Regions from separate parts of the Homo sapiens genome. Here region 1 is linked to region 2. A link is a contact called in ENCODE Hi-C or POLR2A ChIA-PET data. All regions are on one chromosome and are shown on one strand. The core of a region is the stretch at or near the end of the contact, and the rest is flanking DNA. Distances in the headings are between cores, read along the strand shown. Region 1 overlaps FAM178B (family with sequence similarity 178 member B). Region 2 overlaps FER1L5 (fer-1 like family member 5).

Region 1 (3,401 bases), core at 681-3,180, 270 kb after region 2:
CCTCCCAGCCTGAGCCCAGCCAAGCAGCACCTAAGGCAAGAAGAGGTGAAGTGCCCACCCCTCAGCCTGTGGGCCTGCCGGGCCACCAGACTGCAGCGCTCCCGCCACCTAGTGGCAGGCCTGCGGTCCTCACCTGGAACAGCCACTGGAGCAGGGATACCGGGCAGTCAGGCATGTGCAGGTAGAGGATGTTCAGGAGGCCACTGCGCAGGAAGGAGAGCTGTTGGGCTGGCGGGGAGCTGGGAGGCAGAGGGCTGAGGTTAGGGGAGGCCTCTGTGCCAGCACACTTGTCTCGGTGACACCGCGGGAGGCTGTCACTACCCAGCTTCACTGGCTGTTGGGAAGCATATCTGTAACGCTAGAGACAAATGTGCTTTTCAAGCCCTCAGTGCATGATCTGTCAGAAGGAAAAGAACCCAGGCTAGCATCAGAATCACCTGCTCTTCTTGAATGTTGCGTGAACACACCTCATGGTGTTTAAAACACATGGCGGGTGGCTGGAGGCAGTGGCTCACGCCTGTAATCCCAGCACTTTGGGAGGCAAAGGCGGGTAGATCACGAGGTCAGGAGTTCAAGACCAGCCTGGCCAACATGGTGAAACGCTGTCTCTACTAAAAATACAAAAATTAGCCAGGCATGGTGGCATGTACCTGTAATCCCAGCTACTCGGGAAGCTGAGGCAGGAGAATTGCTTGAACCCGGGAGGTGGAAGTTGCAGTGAGCCAAGATCATGCCACTGCACTCCAGCCTGGGCAACAGGGCAACACTCCGTCTCAAACAAACAAAAAAACATGGTGGGGCAGTGCAGTCTGCCCTTTCCATTTGACCACAGGGGAAAGTGGAATATTTGCCAAGGGTGTGGAAAGGTGAGGAGTGAGGCCAGGAGTGGGTGTCTTAGCCTCGGGTTCCTCCAGCTGCAAGGGGCGGGCACGATTACCCCCACGAGGCCAGCGTCTCGCGATCTGGTTACACAGGGCGTTTCTGCTCTGCCTTATGTTTTTCAGATACAAAGGGGACACCTGAGAAGACCGGAAAATAACAGAAAGGGGCCCGGGATGAAGACATTCTGGGAAGGAAATACCAAACAAGAGTTCCATAGAGGATTCTTCAGAAACCATGTGAGCTGCAAGTGTCCCAGATTCCAGGGATGGGGGCGTGCTCAGACCAGCCACGCGGCTGTGGCTGTGACCGTGTGCCCATTCACACCACCCCCTCGGGCCTCTTCCTCCTAACAGGAGCTCTCAAAATCGGCGCTGGTGTGGAGATGAGCCCTGCCTTGGGGACCACTGACCCGGTAGATCACCTTGACCTACAAGATTCCAGATCTTTGCAAAATGAGTTGTTGAAATGTTTCATATGGTTGTAGGGCCTCTGGTAGAAGGTGCTTCAGAAGTCATTTTATAGGGGGTTGGCTGGACTTTGTCACCGTTCCTGAGCTCCTGGTCATCCCCAGAGAGCCTGGGTTTGGGGTAGGATTCTCCTACGTCCTGCGCATTTTGTGACCACCATCTTTGCTTGCTCTCTCTAGACCACGTCCCAAAGATCATTAACATGGATTCCAGGAAATGAAAACGTAAGTCACATTTGTTCTTCTTTTTAATGGCCCAAATGCATGCAAAGAACATTTCAGAAAGTACTTAACGTTGCCACCCTAGATAAAAAGTTTTTCAGTCAGCCCAACCTCCTCCTTCTGCTTCTCCTCCTTCTCCTTTAAAAAGGACATCATTTTTTAATCTGCCAGGAACAGAATGCTACAAAACAAAGATTATCCTCTGAGCCAAGCTGCTGTCTCTCTGAGAATGTCCAGGCAGTTTACAAATTGCATGTTTTTTCTCTAAGTCATTTAAGTTCAGAGGAGAAAGCAGCTTTGTTCCTGTGGTTGTGAAGTTTACCACCCTGAAATAGACCTTCGTTTGTACATACAAATACACGTGCACCCCAGGACTGCTGGCATGCTCCATTCTATCCACGTGCCCGGTCACATGGAGACTTTCAGGGACTGACCCCAGCAAGACGCATGGTTCAAGAACATGCACAGCAGCCCGAACGCAGACAATACCCATGTAAACAATGTCTGGAGGACCTTGCAAGTTGGCAGAACCCCGACAAGGGCCATGTGGTGAGGAGGCTGGCGCTTCAGGGACTCTGAGGAGACGCTGGCTCTGGCATTCTGCTGGAGGGGGCACCCCGCCAGTTTCTTAGTGGGAGAATTGATTGTACAAGGCCCTGTTGGCTCAGATCAACACATTTCTAACTGCTGCTCCAAGGGAGAGACCCCACAGTTGCAACATCTCCCTTCTGCTATGTGGGCTTTGCAGTTTCTGCCAGAGAAATGATTGATTGGCCTCTGAGTTCATTGCTGCTGAGAAAATTTTGTCTATGGGACCAGGAGCAACAGAAAGCCAGAAAGGACATAGTCCTGCTCTGCCCTGAGGTGACTGGCTTTCAAGGAATTCTGTGTTTAGGGTTAGAGGCAAGGACTCCCCTCTGCAGGCCGAGTGCATGCTCGGTGGGACGGGAGTGCTGCTTCTCCTTGGCTCAGCCACAAGCCCTTCCACGCCCTTCAGGTTATCACAGGGTGACCTCAAGCTTGGCTGCTGGGCAGGGAATGGGCCTTGTGCACAGACAATGCCTTAACTCTGGGGAAAGGAGGAGGATCCCAACAGCAGCACCTGGGCTGGGAAGCCTGGAGGAAAAGGGAAAAAGGAAAGGGGGTGGGAGGTGTGTGCAGTGAAAGCTCAAACGCCTTGGGTGACAGAATTGGCTGTTGTCAGAGTCACGTCCCCACATCAAGAACACGGATGCTGGGTCCAAGGGGGTGCCTCTGTCCACGGCCAAGCCAATGCTGAGGTCCGAAGTTATCCTGAGAATGTTGGAGGGCCCTGGAGGGAGAGACAGAGGGACAGAGCCTCCATCGGCAGCAGATACCATGCAGGCCTGGCTGAGTGGGAAGCCCCCAGCTGTCAGACCTGAGGATCCCATGAAGGGAGGTTCCCATCGGAGTCCTCAGCTGTGACTAGAGATGAGGAGGGAGCTGCTAATCCCCAGCCATGACAGCAATGACAGTGGGCAGGTGTCTGCCTCCACCCTCGCCGCCCACTGGAGCAGAAGGAAGCGAGGGAAGGACATCAGCTACAACGGGGAAACCCGCAAAACCAGTGACAGGAAATGGGGGCAGCTGGGCTCAGCACACGGGCCTTCCTAAGCAGAGCTCTGACCAGCTTCATCTTGGAATTTCTGTTCCTTATCACACCCAAGGGAAGATTCTTCCCGCCTCAACCTCCTCATTTATTTTATGGGCAGCAGTCCCAGAGGGCAAGGTCTCTAAATGCCTTTAGAATCCCAAGTGATGGCCGAAGGATAAACACCAAGTGTAGTTATTTATACGTATCAGCTCCTGG
Region 2 (3,269 bases), core at 701-3,200:
TTATTGATTTATTTTTTGAGACCGAATCTCGCTCTGACACCCAGGCTGGAGTGCAGTGGGGCAATCCCAGCTCACTGCAACCTCCGCCCGCCCCCCGGGTTCAAGCAATTCTCTTTCCTCAGCCCCACCAAGTAGCTGGGACTACAGGCATGTGCCACCACGCCCGGCTAGATTTTGTATTTTTCGTAGAGACAGGGTTTCACCATGTTGCCCAGCCTGGTCTCAAAACTCCTGGGCTCAAGCAATCCACCCACCTCGGCCTCCCAAAGTGCTGGGATTACAGGTGTGAGCCACTGCACTCAGCCTATTTTTATTTTCTATTCTTTGAGACAGGGTCTCGCTCTGACACCCAAGCTGGAGTGCAGTGGTGCAATCACGGGCTCATGGCAACCTGTGCTTCCAGGGCTCAGGTGATCCTCCCACCTGACTCCCAAGTAGCTGGGACTACAGGCACGCACCACCACACCTGGCTAATTTTTGTATTTTTAGTAGAGACGGAGTTTCTCCATTTTGTCCAGGCTGTTCTTGAACTCCTGGGCTCAAGCAATCCACCCACCTTGGCCTCCCAAAGTGCTGGGATTACAGGCATGAGCCATTGTGCCTGGCCACATCTTTTCATGTGCTCATTAACCATTCATTTATCTTCTTTAGTGATATGTCTATTCAAATGTGTTGCCTGTTTTTAAATTGCATTGTTTCTCTTATTATTGAGTTGCAATAATTCATTATATATTCTGCATACAAGTCCTGTACCAGATATGTGATTTGCAAATTGTCTGTGGCTTGTCTTTTCATTTTCTTAGTAGTGTCTTTTGAAGTGCCAACATTTTTAATTTGATAAAATCCAATTTATTTTTTCTTTTATGGTGTTATAGCTAAGAACTCTTTGGTTAACTCATGATTGTGAAGATTTTTCTCCTATTTTTTCTTCTAAGTTTTCTAGTTTTGGCTGGGTGTGGTGGCTCACGCCTGTAATCCCAACACTTTGGGAGGCTGAGGCAGATCACTTGAGCCCAGGAGTTCAAGACCAGCCTGGGCAACATGGCGAGATCCTACAGAAATTTTTTAAAAAATTAGCTGGGCATGGCGACACACACCTATAGTTTTTTTTTTTTTTGAGATGGCGTCTCGCTCCCTCACCAGGCTGGAGTGCAGTGGCACAATCTCGGCTCACTGCAACCTCCACTTCCCAGGTTCAAGCAATTCTCCTGCCTCAGCCTCCTGAGTAGCTGAGATTACAGGCGCGTGTCACCACGCCCAGCTAATTTTTCTATTTTTAGTAGAGACGGGGTTTCACCATGTTGGTCAGGCTGGTCTCGATCTCGTGACCTCGTGATCCACCCGCTTCAGCCTCCCAAAGTGCTGGGATTACAGGCGTGAGCCACCGCACCCGGCCACACCTGTAGTTTTTACAGTTTTACCTCTTACACTTATCTGTATGATTCATTTTGAATTAATTTGCATGTGAATATCCAGTTGTTCAAGCAACATTTGTTAAAAAGACCATCCTTTCCTCATGTGTTTTCCTAGGTTACATGTTAAAATACTTACTCTGTTCCATTGTTTAATTTTCTACATCAGAGGCTCCATTTATGGGTTTAGTGATTCTCCTTGGTTTTATCTGTATCTGTCATTTTCTCCCTGATCCTTTTTTGACCTATTCTTTCCATTTCATTTCGGTTACTTTTCTTATTTCTATCCTTATTTCCATGCCCCTCACTGAATTGTCTGCAGCATCTAATCTCCCGTGGACTACTTATGTTACCTTCCCATCTCTGTTTTTGTTTTTTCTTCTACTTGTTTTCTGAAGTTTACGGGCTCACATTGCCTCATAAGCTCCTGAGCTCCTTCAGGGAGTGTGTTTTTGCTGGCACTTTCTGCAATCTGCCCCTACTCAGCATGCTTCCCGCTGTCTGTCTTGCTAGTCGTGTCCCGCAGGTGGCTGCTGCTGCTGCGCTTCACCCCTTGGCTTCGGTGGCGGTCACAGTTGCTTTTGGCAGTCCTTACGTGTATTTTGAGTCTGCAGATTATATCTGTCTCCTTGGTTTGCTGAAAACTGAGTTATTTTCCTTCTGCTTGTTGCTTTTGTAAGTTCTCCAAGAGTAGGAGAGGAAAATTGCTGTTGTGTATCCTCACACTGAGAGCCCCAGGCATGCATCTCTGCTTATTTATCATTCCAGTCTTTCACTCAAAGGCCAGGGTCTGAAACTAGTGTCTTCCAAAAATCCCGGAAAACTATATTTTCCCTTTGAAAATTACCTCTTCCCCACTGTATCTCCTTCCGGAACTCACTCTGTCCTCTGTGGACCTTCTCATTCTGTCCTTCATATTTTTAAATCTCTTCCATATTTTTCATCTTGTCCTCTCTCTGGGCTGCATTCTAGATGATTTCTTCTAGATCTTCATAGAAAGTCCTTAGGTGACCATTCTATTTAAATTACTCGGCATCTCCCTTTTTCCCTTCCCCACTTATCTCCTTAGCATTTTCCATCTTTGACACACTGTATTTTACATACTGATTTTGGGTGTTTTGCCCCACTGTTTTTTAATTTCTTAAGTAAACTTTCAAGTAGAACATACCTATGGAAAAGTACACAAACCAAAGTGTCAAGCTCAGTGAATTATCACAAAGCAAACATGCCCTTGTAATAGCACTCAGATCACGGATCTGGAGCACTCCAGAGGCCCCTGTGCCCACCCCACCCCACCAAGGCCCTCTAGATCATTTGGATCAAAAGGAACAAGTATCAAGCACACATAAATGCAGCCCAAAACACTTTGCTTAACTACAGCCACTCCTCACCTCCATGGCATGACCATAGTTCACTGCAGCCTTGAACTCCTGGCCTCAGCCTCCCAAAGCATTGGGATTGCAGGCGTGAGCCGCCGTTGCCCTGCCTCTTTAAAAAATAATTATTATTATTATATTAAAAATCATATGGTGTATTCTTTTGATATCATGGTTTGTATATATATGTAGCCTGTGTAGCCTGAAGAGTGTCCAACAAAAAATTTAATTTAAAGTGGTCTCAGGTAGTTTGTTACCAGCCTGGGTAACACAGAGAGACCCTGTCTCTAATTAGCCAACCATGGTGGCTCATACCTGTAGTCCTAGCTACTCAGGAGGCTGGGGTGGGCTTGAGCCCAGGGGTTTGAGGCTACAATGAGCCGTGATCATGCCACTGCATTGCAGCCTGGGTGACAGAGTGAGACCGTGTCTCAACCAATCAATAAAACAAAGTGGTCATAAATAAATAAATAAAAATAAA

What was found. Hi-C counts contacts between places; a loop is a spot of excess contacts on that map. ChIA-PET counts read pairs that join two places held with the same protein, here RNA polymerase II (POLR2A). Pooled maps may share reads with other maps.
Region 1: a loop to region 2 is called in a pooled map of gastrocnemius medialis, with 2.0 times the contacts of the local background. The contact joins two enhancer-like sites. A Hi-C loop is called at or near these places in 1 of 50 pooled maps. POLR2A ChIA-PET finds 5 or more read pairs at or near these places in 2 of 52 experiments (T-cell and activated T-cell).

The regions. Positions count from the first base shown.
Region 1 is chr2:96,951,246-96,954,646 of GRCh38, forward strand. It overlaps FAM178B (family with sequence similarity 178 member B), which reads right to left. Exons shown (of 17, transcript NM_001122646.3): 7 at 134-239. Among named protein-coding and RNA genes, the nearest start is that of FAM178B, 34 kb to the right of the region's middle. RefSeq lists an enhancer at 1-58. Within about 2 kb of position 1,931, at least 12 of the 41 ENCODE cell types and tissues checked have a DNase peak (open chromatin) inside an H3K27ac peak, as active enhancers do.
Region 2 is chr2:96,678,126-96,681,394 of GRCh38, forward strand. The region is part of intron 19 of FER1L5 (fer-1 like family member 5); the gene reads left to right. Among named protein-coding and RNA genes, the nearest start is that of FER1L5, 37 kb to the left of the region's middle. Within about 2 kb of position 1,951, at least 2 of the 41 ENCODE cell types and tissues checked have a DNase peak (open chromatin) inside an H3K27ac peak, as active enhancers do.